2 separate regions of the Homo sapiens genome follow, and region 2 is linked to region 1. Evidence: chromatin loops called from intact Hi-C (ENCODE). Cell type or tissue: HCT116. All regions are shown on one strand. Links, peaks and the distances in the headings refer to the core of each region. The heading gives the core; the rest is flanking DNA. Region 1 has its middle 64 kb from the start of FAM171A1. Region 2 overlaps LOC124902383 (a long non-coding RNA gene).

What was found. A loop is a pair of places that touch in the nucleus more often than their neighbours do. Peaks named below come from ENCODE experiments on the same cell type or tissue, not always from the same donor. Only the 100,000 strongest peaks of a DNase experiment are listed, where the experiment ranks them.
Region 2: a loop joins it to region 1, with 6 times the contacts of the local background. A loop is called at or near these places in 15 of 110 quality-filtered maps.

The regions. Positions count from the first base shown.
Region 1 is chr10:15,430,078-15,440,277 of GRCh38, forward strand. No RefSeq gene overlaps it. Among named protein-coding and RNA genes, the nearest start is that of FAM171A1, 64 kb to the left of the region's middle. RefSeq lists an enhancer at 4,033-4,327. In HCT116, for the core only: CTCF peaks have their summits at 4,177 (motif pointing right) and 4,377; a DNase peak (open chromatin) is centred at 4,184; H3K4me3 peaks cover 626 bases.
Region 2 is chr10:15,739,951-15,750,150 of GRCh38, forward strand. All of the region lies in intron 1 of LOC124902383 (a long non-coding RNA gene), which reads left to right. Among named protein-coding and RNA genes, the nearest start is that of ITGA8, 25 kb to the left of the region's middle. In HCT116, for the core only: a CTCF peak has its summit at 4,497 (motif pointing left); a DNase peak (open chromatin) is centred at 4,491.

The DNA.
Region 1 (10,200 bases), core at 1,126-9,125:
CCACACCCGGCTAATTTTTTGTATTTTTATTAGAGACGGGGTTTCACTGTGTTAGCCAGGATGTTCTCGATCTCCTGACCTCGTGATCCACCCACCTTGGCCTCCCAAAGTGCTGGGATTACAGGCGTGAGCCACCGCACCCGGCCGCTTGTGTTATTTCTTATAGGAATCAATTATTTTAAAATATTAGAAGGCAATAGACTGGAAGCTTAAAAAGCCATTTGATGGTAATTCAGCCTCTTAGAGCTTCAGTCTTCTAAAACCCTGTAAGTCGGGGCCAGGCGCGGTGGCTCACGCCTGTACTTCCAACAATTTGGGAGGTCCAGGAAGGTGGATCACTTGAGGTCAGGAGTTTGAGATCAGCCTGGCCAACATGGTAAAACCCCTTCTCTGCTAAAAATACAAAAATTAGCCAGGGGTGGTGGTGCACACCTGTAATCCCAGCTACTCGAGAGGCTGAAGCAGGAGAATTGCTTGAACTCAGGAGGTGGAGTTTGCAGTGAGTCAAGATCGTGCCACTGCACTCCAGTCTGGCTGACACAGTGAGACTCTGTTTCAGTAAATACATAAGTAATAAATAAATAAGACTTAGAAGTGGAATGGCAGCATTACGCATTCACATATTCTACTTCAAAATGCCAAATAGCTCTTTGAAGTAGTGGCAACAACCTCTACTCCTACTCCTACCTGTGGTGTTTGAGAGCTCCAGGTGTTCATCATCCTCCCCAAACCCCTGCTTTTAAACACTTTGATATTGAAAATTTTGAATATATACAAAAATAGGGAGATTAATGAACCTTTAAGGTCCTGTCATTCGATTTTAATAGTTACTAATTCACAGCCAGTCTTGAATCATATATACCGATCACACTCCTGCAGGTTATTTGAAGCAAATTTCAGTTCCAGGATAACACTCTGAAAGATAAGAACTCTTCATTTTTTATTTTTATTTTTTGAGACAAGGTTTCACTCTGTCACCCAGGCTGCTGTGCAGTGGTGTGATCACACCTCACTGCAACCTCAACCTCTCAGGCTCCAGCGATCCTCCCACTTCAGCCTCCTGAGTAGTTGGGGCTATAGGCACGTGCCACCATACCCAGCTAATTTTTAAAATTTTTGTAGAGATAGGGTCTCACTACGTTGCTCAGGTTGGTCTGAAACTCCTGAGCTCAAATGATCCTCCCTCACCCTCCCAAAAGTGGTGGGATTATAGGCATGAGCTACTGCACCCAGCGAGGACTCCTTATTTTAAACATAACCAAAACACCATGATTACACTGAAAAAATAATCATCAATCTTTCCTTGTTGAAATAAAATAACCAGCCACGGTTCAAATTTCACAACTGTCTCATAACATTTTATGGTTGGCTTGACTCACATCCAAAATAAGATCCATAAATCACAATTGTTGATATGTTTCTTCAATATATTTCAATTGGTGGGTTCCCTCCCCATCTCTCTTTTTTTTTGGTTGGTATTTATTTATTGAAAAATAAAAACAGGATTGTTTGTTCTATAGAGCGGAGGTCCCAAACCCCAGGCCACAGACTGGTACTAGTCCATGGCCTGTTAAGAACTGGGCTGGCACAGCAGGAGGTGAGTGGCGGGGGAGTGAGCAAAGCCTCCTCTGTATTTACAGCTGCTCCCCATTGCTCACATTACTGCCTGAACTCTGCCTCCTGTCAGATCAGTGTGGCATTAGATCTAATAGGAGCGGGAACCCTGTTGTCAACTGTGTGTGTGATGCATCTACGTTGCGTGCTCCTTATGAGAATCTAATGCTTGATGATCTGTCACTGTCTCCCGTCACCCCAAAATGGGACCATCTAGTTGTAGGAAAACAAGCTCAGGGCTCCCATTGATTCTACATTATGGTGAGTTTTATAATTATTTCACCATCACCTGAGGTCAGGAGTTCAAGACCAGCCTGGCCAATATAGTGAAACCCCATCTCTACTAAAAATACAAAAATTAGCCTGGCGTTCTGGTGCGGGCCTGTAATCCCAGCTACTCGGGAGGCTGAGGCAGGAGAATTGCTTGAACCAGAAGGCGGAGGTTGCAGTGAACCGAGATGACACCACTGCCCTCCAGCCTGGGCGACAGAGCGAGACTCCGTCTCAAAAAAAGAAAAAAAAAATTATTATACATTACAGTGTAATAATAGAAATAAAGGGCACAATAAATGTAATGCACTTGACTCGTCCCAAAACCATTCCTCCCAGCCCCGCTCCAACCGCCCACCGGTCTGTGGAAAAATTATCTTCCATGAAACTGGTCTCTGGTGCCAAAAAGGTTGGGGACCGCTGCTGCAGAGGTTCTCACAGCATGGATCTTAGTGAGTACATGGTGTGGAACATGCTCCTCTCTCTCTGTGTGTTCTGAAAACTGGTGTCAGAGTTCGATCAGATTTATGTTCAGTTTTTTTTTGATCCCATAGTTTGCAAAGTGCTCTTGTACCTCCTTTCAGAACGTGTTTCCAGGCAAGGAATTTGGAATTCCCTGCAAGGACAAAGGTCATGTTTTCAAACAATGAGAGGCAACATTCCCAGTTATACATATACATGTTCTAGGTAATTTTTCACTTCTTTCTTTTCCTACATTTGATGACAATCTTGGGAAGTGGGGGGAGTTGTCAGATTGAAACATTTACAGCATCAAAATAATAATTTCTAAGCCAAAGCCAACTTCCCGTGCACTCTGGATCCTGCTCCTTCTCCAATGGTAATCTAATTTTACCTTTGATTCCATCCAGTATATACGGGATTGGAGTCCAGGAAACTGAAAAATTATCTTTTGTATTATCTTTTATCGTTCTCTTTAATTAATAAAAAATAAACCAGACATCCTTCCAAGTTTCCAGGCTATTTGGCTGGGTTAAGAGAAGGCAGAATAAATACAGTGAAAGCTAGTTGCTCAAAAAAACAAGAAACAAAACTCAAACCCAGAAAGAAGTTATATAGTATTTTCTCACTCCATTCTTGGTTAAAATTCAGTCTCAGCGAACAATTTGTTACAAAAAAAATTGAAGTCTGTAATATTGTTGAAGTTTATCTCATTTTTTTCTTTAAATTTATCTATCTCCCTTTTTTCTTTAAATTTCTCCCTTAAATTCTGGATTGAGAATTGACAATTGATTTGAGAAATGGAAGAAACATAAAGGAGAAAAGGGAGCCTTCTGGTTTAATGTGACGTAAAGTTCATAAAGCTGGAATGAAACTGTGCTTTTCATGCTTGGTTTAGGTGCCTAAGACATTTCAAATGATGGCTACAAATATACATAGAATAGGGGGAAATTTCTCTATTCTTTCCTAAGCCTTGGGTTGGTTTCTGGGGAATATTAACACACACAGACTACAGACTCCCTTTACAAAGCTGGGCATTTTCACACATGCAAATACAGTTTTGGGGGCTGGTGAGCATTATTTGAGTGGTTGCTTGGTATCGTTTTTTAAAAAAATAATCATTTTCAATTATCTTTATTTATCTGTTTTAATTTTTTAGAGACAGGGCCTTCCTCTGTCTCCCAGGCCAGAGTCCAGTGGTGCAATCATAGTTCACCACAGCCTCCAACTCCTGGACTCAAGTGATCCTCCTGCCTCAGCCTCCCGAGTAGCTGGGAATACAGGCATGCACCAAGCCAGGCTCTTCTTGTTTAAATTCAGTTCAGTGAAATATTTTTAAAAAACAGAATCTAAATATTTAATAGCAAATAATGGGATAACATTTATTAAAATTGTTTTTAACTTTGAGACCAATAAGCATATACACAAACATATAAAGAAAGTATTTTGCAGGATGGATGGCAATATTAACTTTCTTTATGACTCATTGTTGAGCTTTCCAAAGTTATGTTAGCTAAATTATTGAAGGGTTTCATTGATAGAAATTATGAAACCATCCTTGAATACAGACAGTTCACTAGCAGGCAAGCAATCTATATTTCACACAGCTGGAAGATGTGAGGAGATAAGGAGTAAAGGCTGTGGTGTGTTTATCACCGCTGATCAGCACACAGACTTCAGATATAAGAATGTGTTAAAACAATTTTTCCCCCAGGTTTTTCAATTATATGCTTTAAGACTGACATTATCAGCGGGATCACCTTTTAGAATGGAGATGAGCAACTTAACACATACAATACTATTAATAATTCTTCAGTTTTGTCCGTCAGCCACCAGAGGGCAGTATTTTCTCTCTTTCTCTTTCTCCCTCTCCCTCCCCCGTCTTTCTTTCTCTCCGTCTCTCTTCTTTTTCTCTCCATTTCCTTCCTTCCCCCCCTTCTCTTTCTCTCTCTCTCTCTCTCTTCTCTCTCTCCATTTCCCTCCTTTCTTCCCTCCCTCTCTGCGTCTCTTTCTCTTCTTTCTCTTCCTCCATTTCCCTTTCTATCGCGCACGCTTTCTCTCTCTACCTATTTCTCCCTCTTTCCCTGTCTCTCTCCCCCATCCTTCTCTCCTCCATACATCGCTTTCACTCCTCATCTCTCTCTCTCTCTCTGTCTCTCTCTCTCTCACACACACACACACACACACACACACACACACACACACACTGCATACTTCATGGAGATAACTTATCCCATGGGGGACTGACCTAGTTCTGCCTGCTCCCAGCGCCCCTCCCTCACTTTCTTGCACCATGTGCTCTGGTCCGGGCTGTCCTCAGAGCATTCACTCTGGTCTCCTGGATTCTAATCTTCCAGGGTGCTGCCAGGAGTGGTATTTTGACCACATATCTTTCCTGTTTAAGATCCTTCAAGGACAGCGTCTCTCTGGGATTCAGGGACATTTGGACACGTCTCTGTCTTAGCCACTTACCCCATGGAACTGTCATGATTGATTTATGTGCCCATCTTCCACACTGGCATAGGAACTCCTCTAGGATGGAGACCTGGCAGCAGATATTGTTTTTGGTAGCCTCAATTCCTAGCAGGATGCCAGACACATAGCACGCTGTGGCCTCAGTGATTAACCAGTCATAGCTGAGGAACTCTATATACTGACACTGTTGCATTTTGTCAAATATGTATGCGTTGACTCGCCCTCTCTGCCAGCCTCCGATTCACACCAGAGGAAGCTAAGGAGGGGTTTGAATCCTTGCATCAACCGGGGCTTCCCCTTGTTATATCCATTTAAAGAGGGCTCGAGGGTTAACCATTGCTTTAAACATACATTTATAGATTTTAAAAATTAGGCCAAATGTGGTGGTTCACACCTGTGATGCCAGCACCTTGGGAGGCCAAGGTGAGAGGATCACTTGATGCCAGGAGTTTGAGACCAGCCTGAGCAAAATAGTGAGACCCCCATCTCTAATAAAAACTTAAAAATTAGCTGAGCATGGTGGTGCATACCTGTAGTCCCAGCTACTCAGGAGGCTGAAGTGGGAGGATCACTTGAGCTCAGGAGATCAAGGCTGCAGTGAGCTAAGATCTTGCCACTGCATCCCAGCCTGAGCAACAGAGCAAGACTTTGTCTTTAAAAAAAAGAATAAAAAATAAAAATATATAATTAATAAAATATAAACATAAATAAAAATGGACCACCTTAGCAGAGATTAGTTGACAGCTGAGAGCAGGAAGGAGATCTGGGCTAGAGACTGGGAAGGTTGGGGTGTGCCTGGGAGAGGCTGGGGCTGGGGGCAGGAGGACAAAGTATCCCAAACAAGGTTTCCAGCGAAATCTTTAACGTTCACCAACAAGGCAGTGCTGGACTTGGTTTCACCACTAGCAGCCTCTCCTTCTCCATTTTTGTAACATGTGCTCTGTTTTACTTTGAGCAAGAAAATTAAGATATATGGTTTGGCTTTAAAAGGCATAGTTCTGGGGCTGGGCATGGTGGCTCACACCTGTAATCCCAGCACTTTGGGAGGCCAAGGCGGGTGGATCACGAGGTCAGAAGTTCGAGACCAGCCTGACCAACACGGTGAAACTCCATCTCTACAAAAATACAAAAATTAGCGGGGCATGATGGCACCCAGCTACTCAGGAGGCTGAGGCGGGAGAATCGCTTGAACCTGGGAGGTGGAGGTTGCAGTGAGCAGAGATCATGCCATTGCACTCCAACCTGGGCGGCCAAGCGAGACTCCGTCTCAAACACACACACACACACACACACACACACACAAAAAAAAAAAAAAAAAAAAAAAAAAAAAAACAAAACCAAAAGGCATAGTTCTTTTTTACCTGGCAACACACGCACATGGTAAACAGAAGTCCAAACAGTACAAAGGGGGTAGAATAAAAGTTGTTTTAAAAATGGCAAGCGAGGCTGGGTGCAGTGGCACGCCTATAATCCCAGCACTTTGGGAGGCCGAGGTAGGTGGATCACCTGAGGTCAGGAGTTCGAGACCAGTCTGGCCAACATGGCGAAACCTTGTCTCTACTAAAAATACAAAAATTATCTCGGCGTTGTGGCACACACGTGTACGCACAGCTGCTTGGGAGGATCACTTAAACCCAGGGGGTGGAGGTTGCAGTGAGCCGAGATCTCACCACTGCACTCCAGCCTGGGCAACAGAGTAAGACTCCATCTCAAATTAAAAAATAAAAAGGGCAGGCAAAATATCTCTTGCTTTAATTTGTCTATTTCATCTTGCTTAGTTTTTCTTTTTCTTTATTTTAAATGCCTTCCCAAAGCTTGAAACAATTTTGTTTCCAAAAGATTGGTCTACAGCCATAAGAGTTTCTAAAACATTACTGATGAGCGTTTTAAGGATGTCTTATCTAAAATGTGGTTATGCAGTCATTTGTATTTATACATCTCCTTCTCAAGTCTGGGTAAACAAAACTCATCAGAGCACTTACCAAAGTCAGTGGAGAGCAGCTGGTATAGGGTGCGCGTCAGGAATGAGTAAGGCAGGTGAATCAGATGTCTACCATTCGCACCAATTGCTGCAAAATCAAAGACAGATCAAAGCCCTCAGAATGGTTGGTCCGAGCTTGCAAACTTTTCCTTTTCACATCTTGCTGGCAAGTGCTATTCAGGGTGAAAAAGATCTGGGAGAGAACAAAAATGATTATTCTGTTTTGTCTAGATGTGGAAATTCTGCCCTAGACTCCTTTGAGTTTAGAAGAAAAGGTGAAAGTTATTGCTAGATCTAAATAAGTCCCAGTTGGGAAAGATCTCAAGACAAAAAATTTTCATGGCATGTTGATACTTCAAAGATGTAATGTGAGGAGGCTTTTATATTTTGGATTTGAATGAGTATGGTCTCTTCATATTTACTCCATTTTAAGGATATACATTCTTAAAGGGTGTTGACAATGTAAACATTTCTTAATGTGGTCTCAATTGCATTATTTAAAAAGCTGTTGAAATGGAAAAAGGAGTCCAGACTGGAGACACGTCGAAGATCTAGAGAAAAATCCAGTGTTCAAAGGCGTGTGATAAAATGAATGGGAAGGAAATATTTGGAGACAAAAACCAAAGAACCTAACGGAGAAGAGGATTTTTATGGCCATCTGAAGCTCCTACAGCATGTTAATCTGAACAGTTATGGTCCAAGATGAAAGTGTTTAGTACACTGTTCAGTAAATATTATTGTTGGTGATGAAAAGTTTATTATGGAGAAAAAGGGAATTTTGTGGATGAAGACAAAGAAAATTGTGAGGCAACATGTCCAGAGATCTTGAAGGGCTGCGAAAAATTTTTGAAATGTAGATAAAGAGTAAACTATTTTCTCCAAGTATACAATAAGAATTTGGAGTGATATAAAATAATTTATATTATATAATTTATATAATTATATGTAATATATAATTTATATAATTATATGTAATATATAATTATAATTATATAATGACAAACAATTTAGTTAACTTTTGCCTAAAACATTCCAAACAGAAATAACAATTTATACTAATTAAAAATTTACTGACATAAACTGTTCAGTGATTCACATAAACCTGGTAAAGATATGTGTTATTAATAATTATTCAGGCTGGATATGGTTGCTCACGCCTGTAATCCCAGCACTTTGGGAGGCCGAGGCAGGAGGATCAGGAGGTCAAGAGATCGAGACCATCTTGGCCAACATGGTAAAACCCCGTCTCTACTAAAAATGCAAAAATTGGCTGGGCGTGGTGGTGCGTGCCTGTCATCCCAGCTACTCGGGAGGCTGAGGCAGGAGAATCACTTGACCTCAGGAAGCAGAGGTTGCAGTGAGCCGAGATGATGCCACTGCACTCCAGCCTGGAAACAGAGTGAGACTCCATCCAAAAAAAGAAAAATAATAATAATAATAATTATTATCATTCAGACTTGGGCTGAGGTGGGAGGATCACTTGAGCCCAGGAGTTTGAGACCTGCCTGGGCAACACAGAGACCCCTGTCTCTACAACATAAAAATAATAAAGTCATCTGGACATGGTGGTGTGCACCTGTAGTTCTAGCTACCATGGAGGCTGAGGCAGGAGGATCACCTGAGCCCAGGAGTTTGAGGCTGCAGTTAGCTATGATTCTGACTGCACTGAAGCCTGGGTGATAGAACAAAACCCTGTCTCTAAAATAATATTAATGACAATTATTATTATTCAGACTTGGTACTGAATATTTACCATGTCTTCTGAATGCTCACATGTCTCACATGTTGAGTATTCTTGAAGAATACTTCAGCTGGGCATGGAGGCTCACACCTGTAATCCCAGCACTTTGGGAGGCCACAGTGGGAGGATCACTTGAAGCCAGGAGTTCAAGACCAGCTTGGGCAAACTAGCAAGACCCCATCTCTATGAAGGAAATTTAAAAATTAGCCAGGTATGGTGGTGTGCACCTGCAGTCCCAGATACTCAGGAGGCTGAGGCAGGAGGATCACTTGAGCCCAGGAATTTGAGACCAACCTGGGCAAAATAGCGAGAGCTGATCTCCATAAAAAGAATTTAAAAATTAGCCAGGCATGGTGGTATGTGCCTATCAGCTAGGCAGGAGGCTGAGATGGGAGGATCGCATGAACTCAGGAGTTTGGGGGTGCAGTGAGCTATGATCGCACCACTGCACTCTAGCCTGGGTGACACAGCAAGACCCTGTCTCATACACACACACAAAAGCCTCTCAAAGTTGGTTTCTTCCATGGGTATTCTTTTCTTCTAGGTAGCATCCTTGTGTTCCAATATTTACATGAAGATGATGCCTTGCTGTTTTTCCATTTTAGTTGAGCAAAATTTGTGGTAGGGGAGTCCAGAATGAGAAAAACAATGACAATTTCAAAAGCAGACCTCCCTTATTTTAGAACTTTGCCCTGGATTTCATTTTATGGCCAAAGTCCAGCTGGCCAACCTCTCTTACCCTGCACTGCCTTCTGTGATTTTGTTTGGGATGAAGGATCAGAGGAGACAGTTGACAGAGAGCTGACTTTGAGGCCAGCAGCAGGGCAAGCTGGGAGAGAGAGCTCCCCTTCCCTTCACCACGGGAAATGCAGGCAAAGCCCACACCGGTTTGTTTTTTTTCTCACTGATGGCAGAGGAATTCCTATCCCTTGGGGTTTACACTCATTTTGTGTGCTCTCCAAATCTCCCCACTTATCTTTAGACAGACTCCCAACAACCCTCTGGACACAACTCCAAAGGAAAGAGTTCGCGGGCCCACGTCGTGCTGGGGAATGACGCAGCTCACTTTTTCACAGGACGGAAATCTGGGAAGTGTTTAGTCAGTTTCACGGTGACAGGCAGGATATCAGCGGGAACCAGGTCATGACAGAATCCACACCCTGCTCTCCTCCCGTACACAGTAAGAAGCAAGTCTCAGCCAGCCAGCGTAGACTCAGAAACAGAGGGTGAGGAAGAGCTCCAAGCACTGTTTTGTTTCCTTTTTTTGCACGATTGAGCTTGTAGAAGCAGAGGTAGGAGAAAAAGAAAAAAAGAGAGAAAGAGATGAGAAGGAAGAGGATCTATGCTTCCAGGGCTAAAGCAACCCTGGCAGAGGTGGGGCTGCGAGGTAATCAACAACGCTTTCATTCGCTCTTCAATGTTTTCAATTAATTAATTGAAAAAAAATTTCTTGAGCGGCCCTCTTATTGGCAGACAACGTTCTAGGAGCTAGGGTTACAGCAGCGGAAGGTCAAGGCCCTGCTATCCTGGAATTTCAGTTATATTATATAGAATATCTGTCATATCCCGGGAAGGAAGATAATATCCAAGTAAACAGATGGTCCATGCAATTTTAGCTAATGAAAAGTGCTTGAAGAAAAGCCAGGCAGGGTTAGGGAAT
Region 2 (10,200 bases), core at 1,323-9,322, 310 kb after region 1:
TGAGCTTGGACTCTTTTGACACAGTGAGCTTTAGAATTCTGATTCTGGGGACGACCACAGAGTTTTGTGTAGTGGAATAATCCCACTTCTTATCAAAATATGAGCAGAATGTTTTATTTTTTATACATCTTAAGTTCCTTTTTTTTTTTTTTTGAGACAGAGTCTCGCTCTGTCACTCAGGTTGGAGTGCAATGGCTCTATCTCAGCTCACTGCAACCATTGCTTCCCAGACTCAAGCGATTCTCCTCCCTCAGCCTCCTGAGTAGCTGGGATTACAGTCATGCACCCAGCTAATTTTTGTATTTTTAGAAGACACGGGGTTTCCCCATGTTGGCCAGGCTGGTCTTGAACTCCTGACCTCAGGTGATCTGCCCGCCTTGGCGTCCCAAAGTACTGGGATTACAGGCATCAGCCACCGCGCCCAGCCCCTAAATTCAATTTCTATTTTACGAAGTACACCTTAATTTTTTTTATGAAAATCATAAGTACACTTCTGTATAATTTGAGTATGTCAGCAAAACACATTTAGAATGAAATCAATTATATAAACATTTTTTTCTTGAGAGAGAGTACCTACCTTTTGATTAGCTCTTCAAAATGTTGATATCCCCAGAAAAGCCAAGATTCACTGTTCTACAAAGACTGAGAGTATAGGTGCATTTATAGTTAGAGAGTGATGGATGGTTTTTCAGAAGAGCCAGAGATTTTTCAGCAGCATCCATAATGATGATTTTGGGACATACTCATTTGAAAGTACTAATGTCTCAATTTGTTTTAAGATGACAAAAGCAAAATTTAAATATGATACTTGTGAGGTTTCAATTGCATGATCTTGCAGTTTATTAAGGGGAATGTGGTTATAAATACATAATCATATTATAGGTATTAAAAGGTATATGAACATGTAAGTTATCAGAGCTGATAATAATTCCTGATTATTATTATTATTATTATTATTATTATTATTATTATTATTTGAGACAGAGTCTTACTCTCTCACCCAGGCTGGAGTGCAGTGGCACGATCTTGGCTCACCACCACCTCTGCCTCCCAGGTTCGAGCCATTCTCCTACCTCAGCCTCCTGAGTAGCTGGGATAACAGGTGCGCACCACCACGCCCAGCTAATTTTTTGATTTTTAATAGAGACAGAGTTTTGTCATGTTGGCCAGGCTGGTCTTGAACTCCTGACCTCAAATGATCTACCTGCCTTGGCCTCCCAAAGTGCTGGGATTACAGGCATGAGCCACTATGCCCGGCCGTGATTATTAAATGATTGTTTCTTGCTATGAGACTATGTCCAAGTGTTGTTAATGAAAAAGTATGGTGTGTGAGCTCTTTGAGACTGGGAGCTCTACCTTCCTTGTTCTTTGAATTTCCCTAAAGACCTACTGTCTTGGCCTCCATTTTTTTTTATATCTGCCATAATCTATTCCATAGTCAGGTAGCATAAGTGCTTACTGTGGGTCTGGTTCTCTTGCTTGCTTTTTGTCTTCTTCCTGCCTCCACATAATCATTATCTTACTGACTCTCGTCAGGTGTTTTTCCCTTTGTCAATATCCTCTGCTACTCCTCTAAATTCTCCTCTGATTTTTTTTTTCTGATATTCTGTTGTAATCTTTGCTCAGTTAACCAGCTCTGCCTTGTCAAAGGCCTCCTTAAATTCCCCCACGCTCCAATGTCTTTGCTTGGCGAGAAAGACCAAGAGCATGAGCATTCAACAAGGATCCCCTGAACATGCTGTGGTTGGTGTCAGGCAATATGCTGGGTGCTGGGAATGAGACGCACAGTCTCTACCCTCCAGGAGTTAAAATCCAGGCAGGTTAAACAGTCTGGCAGGATCTCCCAGGACCTTCTGTCACTTAGCAAGGAAGGAAAAGGGCTGTTGAAAATGAATAGTTTGGGTGCCACTCATTCTGCTGTATTTATCCCGTGATGTCCCTGGCGTTTGCATGGGTGCTAAATAAGCTGTTTCTCAGTCTTGTGTTACAGAAGAAGAACAAAACTACACAGTTGGTGACCATTTTACAAATAAATTCATTTTTAAAAGTCAGTCATCCTGAGAATATTCCAATTTCCCCCACCACTCCAAAAAAGCCCCAATCCTTTCCAACCACTTGAGGATGCAGTAATCCTTTTTTTTTCATTTTTTTACTGTATTTTTAAAATTTTTAACTTTTATATTTAGTTCAGGGGTACAGGTGCATGTTCGTTACATAGGTAACCTTGTGTCATGGGGATTTGTCATACATATTATTTCACCACCGAGGCATTAAGCCTAGTACCTGTTAGTTTTTTTTTATCCTCTCCCTCCCATCCTCCAACAGGCCCCAGCATGTGTTCCCCTCTGTGTCCACGTGTTCTCATCATTTAGCTCCCACTTATTAGTGAGAACATGTATTTGTTTCTCTGTTCCTGCTTTAGTTTGCTAAGGATAACAGCTCTGCAAAAGACATGATCTCATTGCTTTTTATGGCTACATAGTATTCCATAATGTCTATCCGAAGTGCCACATTTTCTTTATCCAGTCTGTCATTGACGGGTATTTAGGTGGATTCCACGTCTTTGCTATTGTGAATAGCACTGCAATGAACATATGCATGCATGTGTTTTTATAATGGAATGATTTCTGTTCCTTTGGGTATATACCCAGTAATGGGTTATGCATCAATACTTTGAGGAAGATTGCTTTGGACTTTATTTAATCCATCAGTCAGTCAACAAATGCTTACTGAGCACAGGTTGTTAGGTGCCAGGCACTGAGGACACAGCAGAGCCCAGGACAGATCCCGTGCCCTGAAGAATTTCCGGGTGTACAGTACATCACTGTGCCGTGATGTACTGTGGAGACAGCAGATGGGGGATCTATTCCATCACTACCTGCCTCATTTCTTTTATGCCTGGTCTAATTTCCTTCAAGTCAGATAAGTACTATAAATAGCTGGTTTGGTTTGCTCAGCAGAACCAAACTTGAGCTCCTGATTTCAAAGCCCCTGGGATGTGGTGAGGTCCCTTCAAGTGGCTCCCTCAGTTGCCGGACAATGACCTGTCTGCGGTTGCTGCTGATTTCACTGACTGTGTGGGATCACTTTTCAATAGACAGCTGTAACCTTAACCACACCGCATTGAGTCACAACAATATCTTTTTTGCCAAATTCTTCAAGAGGGGCTGTCTCCCACTCATGTGTACTCCTGTGAAACTCATAAAGGTGGATATGATTCATCATATTGCTAAGGCTTTTTCCAGAAATATCTGCATTCAATTTCTGTGAAAACAAAGGAAGCAAGCTTTCTCCTTCAAAAACATGGGATACAGGATTCAAAGCACTTAAAGGCAAACATCCCATCAGAATGAGGTTTTAACCATGTGAGATTCCATACTTCCCTTCACCCTATACAATCTCTACTTTGCTCCAATGCTTTGAGATCTGACACATGTTCCTCTATTCTCATTCAGGCCCCTAGACTAACATACCCTGGAGATGACAAAGGCTTTCTACAAATGACACTATTGGTCTTTCCAGTTCTTACCAACACAAGGAATGAATACCATTCTGGCCAGAGTAGTGCTCCTATAGATTGGGGGCCCATCTGCACTCAGTTCTTTTAGCCATCCCTCTGGAGCCCAGATGAAGGATGACACACCTGTTGCTGAGTCCCAGTGCCTGTTGGTTACTCTCCAGTGCTTGGAGTGGTATTCTGGGCTGACGAGGGCACCCACTCAGTGCCAAGACTGATTGTTTGGTCAACAGATGTCTGGGCCACCAAGATACCCTCACAGGGAGTCCTTTGGTCCCAAAACTTTGTGATGTTGTAGCTCTGGATAGCAGATAGATTGCTTAGGTGTGGCGACCCTGCCTTGAAATAAGAAGGCAGTCATGGGAAGTGGAGAGTGCAGAGGAGAGGATGGGGAGTGTGTTAGGCAATTGTTACATTGTTATAAAGAAATACCTGAGGCTGGGTAATTGATAAGGGAGGTTTATTTGGGTCATGGTTCTTCAGGGTGTACAGGAGGCAAGGTGTTGGCATCTGCTTCTGGTGAGGGCCTCAGGAACCTTCCAATCATGGTGGAAGGTGACAGGGAGCAGGTACATCACATGGTGAGAACGGAAGCAAGAGAAAGAGAAGGAGAGAGCCTCAGACTCTTCTAAACAAACAGATCTCAGGTGAATTGGGCAAGAACTCACTTACCACTAAGAGGGGATGGTGCCAAGCCATTCATGAGGGATTCACCCCCATGGTCCAATCACCTCCCAGCAGGCCCCACCTCCAACAAGGGGAATAATATTTCACCATGTGATTTGGAGGGTACAAACATCTAAACCATGACAGGGAGAGAGAGTGGCCCTAGGTATCAACCAAGGAGGCCACAGCCCAGGTACTTGGCCTGCGTCATGGCACTGCACCCGCTGACCACTGGGCCTATTTAAAACATTAAATGTGATCCAAAGAGGCTTTTGGTGGCCTTGTATCTGTCATGACATTTCAGCATGCTGCCATCTAGTGGACGTGTCCGTGGACTGACTGACTAGTCAGAGGAATTTGGACCCCTGGATCATCTTCTTCTCTATCAAATTGAGCAGTCAACACTGGGAACTTTGAAGTGAAATGTGATCTCCTTACTGGAAATTGTAGTAAAAGAAGGAAGTGGAGACAACAATGGACTATCTACGATCCAGTCTTCCACCCAAGCTCCCTAGGAAGATACTTTCATGGGTGGGATGTAGGTGGCTGGCACGTGATGTTAACAATCCCCTTGTGCTTGGCTTGATTGCTGCTGGAATATCAGTTTTTCCTTGCTTTCCCTATAGGGAAATCTGCTAAAGAAGTTGAGTCTCTTCATCAACATGTTCCCTGCAGTGGGTACTATTTCAAAGGGCTCAGTTTTCTCATGGTGTCCACTTCGCCTCCTCCTGTCCCTCCACTCCCATTGCGATCAGAGCAGAACCTCACTTTCACTGGCATCTCTTCTTGTTCAGTTAGAAAGTCTTTATGAGCCAGTGGCCTGTTTATTAAAATCCAGTCAGAAGAGTAGTGATCCAAATCCTATTGATCCCACCTCATTTAACTTAGTGAATTAAATACTTAGGAATACAGGGTGTATCTGGCTAGGTCAAGGTGACCAGAACAAGGTTATCTATGATTGATTATATATTTTAAAATATTATCAATATCTAAGCTTAAACATATTCACTGTGACTCAATTCTCTTCCAACAGAAATATTAATAATCCAAATAATATTCTTTGTGAAATAACCTGAATACAGACTAACATTTTTCCTTCTCTCCTGTTGTACCTCCTAAAGTGAAATGATCTTGAACAGAAGTGGAAGTCATTGCCCACTAGTCCTATGGCGAGGGTACATTTATCTCCCATTAATCTCTGTTTCACAACTGCCACCATGTCTATGAAGTTGGCCTTCTGCCTCCACAGATGTCCTAAGCCTAAAACACTTCCACAGATGACTTGGCTTCAGCTTCATGGACCACATAATATCAGAAATCAGCCATCATTTTGCCTCTCAATTTTGGAAAGCATTGTTCTACAGTGAAGGCTTACTTACATCCTTGGCTGTGCCTCAGAATCACTTGAGTTTTAAAAATGTACATGTGCCATAATTTGACACCTGAATATTCTGATTCTGTAGACTTAGGATGAGATCAATTGTCTGTAGTCTTAACTCCAGTGATTCGTTGTCAGAACAAACAGCCGACTGTTCTAGACCTTCCAAGTCTTGTTCCACATGTTCACTGCCTGTTGTGTATAGACCATTAGCCATATGGAATGGATCAATTCATACTCAAATGGTAACTCCAGAATAGCACCTCTTACTAAAAAAAAGACAAATGCTCTATGTATTCCCAACAGAATTCAGTTGTGATGACACACCATAGTTCACTGGCCAGAACACTCCCTTTGGAATCCATTACTCTTCCACTTCTACTGGTCCTCCACCACCTCTGGCACCACTGTTACCCCAACAGCTGGTCAATATTAAGCTGTCGTCATATACATATAAGGAATTCAGTAACTAGTGCTGGGCCCTGGGAGACTGGGGGGAGATTTGTGAGTCTGGGCTTGATTCCAGATACAACACACATTTTGCCCAAGCCAGCTGCTGGAAGACCAAAACTTCTGACTCTCCAAGGAAACAACAGATGCTATATTCCAGGTCTTTACACCCCAAGCATTCTACTCATGCTCATCCAAGACTCCAGACTCCCTTCTCTACCTTGAACCCTTATGTACATGTTTGAAGAGGTTCTGGGAACATAGTGGCATTAAAATCAGCCACTGGGTCAAACAGCTAGGCGAAGAAACCCTTCTCCCACCTCAGAAATGTCCTGGGGCACATTAGGGCCTGCTCTGCATAAGCCTGGGGGAAGCAAAATCCCTCTCCTGTTGGTGGAAGGTGGTGTCTAAATTCAGTGAGCCCCTTGTATAATTCATCCTACTAAAACCCAAGGGTGCAATTATCTTTAATAAAAGCTACTCACTGCAGCCATATTCTTTGACTTGGAGAATGTTCCCAGTCTCTGTGCCCACCCCCTGGTTCAAATCTTTTCACTTAACCGTGGTTTCCTTGGCTTCCAGCTGGTGGCCTCCCTCGCATCTGTATTTTCTCTCTCTCCCCGCAATCCTAGCCTGGGATTGCATTCCTGATCGGCCGTCCTACTGGGTTCTGATTTAAAGATGCTGCTTCCTGGGTCTCCAGTGGTCAAGTGACTTTTTCCCTTAACATCCTTTCCAGCCTCCTGGAGTAGAACATCATGGCTCAGGCCTAGTACCCATACTCCAATTTTTTGAGTAGGTTGGGGGGCTAGCCCCAAGGACTCAGTAAGAAAAATTAATACCCCTTCCTGAATGTAGGGAAGGAAATGCAGAAGAACACTTAATCCCCGTGGGAGTCTTCCCTCCAATTCCCCAAGCTGTGACCACCAGTCCTGAGGTCTTTCTTAATTGCTGCATCATTTTAACTTACGATTTTTCATCTTCTTTCATCTGACCAGATTGTTAGCTCTCTGATGGCAACAATGTGCTACCTAAACTTTGTTTCTTCGTAGTATCTGGTGTAATCTTTTACTTCAAATAGGGGATCAAATAAATATCAATACATATAGATGCTATGAAATAGGCAAACACATATCACTAGTGCCTTCTCTACACAAAGATAGAGGTAAATGTGATGGGTTCAGGGGTTTCTGTGATTTTAGGTAAGATGTGCTGGTTGGGTATCAGAGGCTTCTAGAGGGAGTCAGTGACAGGGAGGGACTGCTCAGCCTCACAGGAGGGGGAGTGTATTAGTCTGTTTTCACACTGCTGATAAAGACATACCTGAGACTGGGTAATTTAGAGAAAAAGAGGTTTAATGGACTTACAGTTCCACATGGCTAGGAGGTCTCACAATCATGGCAGAAGGCAAAACACACATCTTACATGGCAGAAAGCAAGAGAGGGAATGAGAACCGAGTGAAAGGGGTTTCCCCTTATAAAACCATCAGATCTCATGAGACTTGTTTACTACCATGAGAACAATATGGGGAAAACTGCCCCTATGGTTCCATTATCTCCCAGCGGGTCCCTCCCGTGTGGGAATTATGGGAGCTACGATTCAAGATGAGACTTGAGTGGGGTCACAGCTAAAGGATATCAGAGAGAGCATCTGACAAATGCAGTGGAAGGATTTCTTGAGAATGACTGAGTTCATATCCCAAATGAGAACCATACGCAATTTCCTATAGATTTTTCCAGATCTCCCCCTCAAAGCAATAAGGGGCATCTGCTGGATGGCTGTAATCATGTTCAGTTCTTCCTCATTCGTTAACCTGTGAGGGCATTCACCAGAGTGGGCTCAGACTCTTGCGTGTAATCTTTTTCCAGGCCCTGGGGTTTGTTCTGCACCAGCTGTGCTGTGACATCTTTTATTTACCCCCATCAAAGTCCACAGGACTAAGCACAGAAAGGAACTGGTCTTTTCTGATGTAATTGCTTTTACCACAGCCTATAAGTCATGAATCTTTACCTGTTGATTTTTAGGAAAAGATTTTTTTCCCAATGTGTTATGCAAAATGCTGGCTATATTCTCTTCAAATGAACGTTATGCAAAATGCTGGCTATATTCTCTTCAAATGAACGTTATACAAAATGCTGGCTATATTCTCTTCAAATGAACGTTGCCTCTTTCTGTCTTTCTCTACCTGTATGAACTTCTGCTTGGGTTCTCTTTGCAAGCTTTATTCTCTGTGGCCAAGAAGGATCTCTTTGCCCAGTGAACATATTGTGTGCAGTTGTTTCACACAGCTCTGGTGGGTGCAGCTGCTGCTTGCTTGCAGTCTGAATTGAAAATGGATTTTCCTCTATGCTGCTGTGACACTCCCTGTGGCCGGGAATGAAACAGTTCGAAGTATTCTCATCATCCACTCACTTGGGCTATGTGGCAGGCCTGGAGGAGGCGTGGTTAACAGGAGGATGAAGAGAAGGAGAGTTGCTGCTGCTGTTTGTAATTAGAGACTAAGGTTGTTTGATGATGAGGGTAAAGAGTACATAAGAAATATCTCTACAACCCATAATCAATTCAATGTGATCAAAACAATAAATATACATACAATAAATATACATACAATAAATATAATGTAATCACTGCAGAGCCAGTAATCATTTCTGAAGACAGGGTAGCAGGTGTGAGAGGACGTAGGAGGAGGTAGAGGGCAGGAAAGTTGGTGAGGAACTCAATGGGGCAGCTGGGTCTTATGGCGACATAATGTAACAGAAAGGAAATACCTGAGAATGAAAGGAATGAGAGAGGAAAGGTTAAGTACCTGGAACCTCAAAAGGATCTTTTATTTTTTTGAGATAAGGTCTCACTCTGTCACCCAGGCTTGAGTGCAGTGGTATGTTCATGGCTCACTACAGCCTCAACCTCCTGGGCTCAAGCAATCCTCCCACCTTAGCCTCCGAGTAGCTGGGACTACAATGATGCAACACCATGCCCCGCTAATTTTTTTTTTTTTTTTTTAGTAGAGATGGGGTCCTGCTATATGGCCCAGGCTGGTCTCAAACTCATGGGCTCAAGTGATCCTCCTGATTTGACCTCCCAATAGTGCTAGACTTTCAGGCATGAGCCACCATGCCTGGCTAACCTTCAAAAGAACCTTGCCACCACTGCCAACACTCAGAAACTCTGAAAAGTTGGAAGCTGGCTCTGAGTTAATGAGCTGAGTTTGTAAGTCTTTTTGACAAGAGATCAACTGCTATGCTCGCGGACTCGTGCGTTGCTCCGTCTTGGTTTCTTGACTTTGGCCTGAGCCCCAGCCCGTCCCTGTGGGTACAGGTTTTATGGACTGATCGATCCATGTGACTGCTTATTTTCCTTCATACTTTCTACCACCATTTCATGGAGAACTCTGCTTGCTGCCAGCCTGTATGTATCTTCAGGGACTTGTGTGACTTACTTTCTCCTGCAGTGCTATTATCAGAAGATTGTATCTTCTTTAGGTGATTTTTCCATATCAGGCAGCTCTATAAAAATGATAACAGTGGGTGTAAAGTAAGTTTTGCATGAAATCTTAAAAAATATTCTACCTAGTGGCATTATTTTTCATTTGCATTTGGAGGGGACTGAAGGCTGAGTGAGTGAGTGAGAAAAAGGGACACCTTGGGAGATGCGTTTTTGGCAATAGAAGAGGAGGCTTTTCTGGTGTGTGGCTTGGCTTTTTTTTTTTTCCTTTTCTTTTTTTTGAGACAGAGTCTCATTCTGTCGCCCAGGCTGGAGTGCAGAGGTGCCATCCCAGCTCACCTCAACCTCCGCCTCCCGGGTTCAAGCAATTCACCTGCTTTAGCCTCCCGAGTAGCTGGGATTATAGGCGTGCACCACCATGCCCTGCTAACTTTTATATTTTTAGTAGAGACAAGGTTTCACCATGTTGGCCGGGCTGGTCTCAAACTCCTGACCTCAAGTGTTCTGCCTGCCTTGGCCTCCCAAAGTGCTGGGATTACAGGCGTGAGCCACTGTGCTCCCCCTTGTTTTGTTTTGTTTTGTTTTGTTTTGGAAAGCAATAAAGCCCAAAGCTCAATTTGTTTTTGGTTTGCTGCAGTTGCTGAAAAGAAACACTTTGTCTCCAGCAAAGACAGAAAGGAGGACTTTATATAGCAGTAATGTGATCACAGATATTTGATGTGGCCTCCATAATGAGGCCAACAG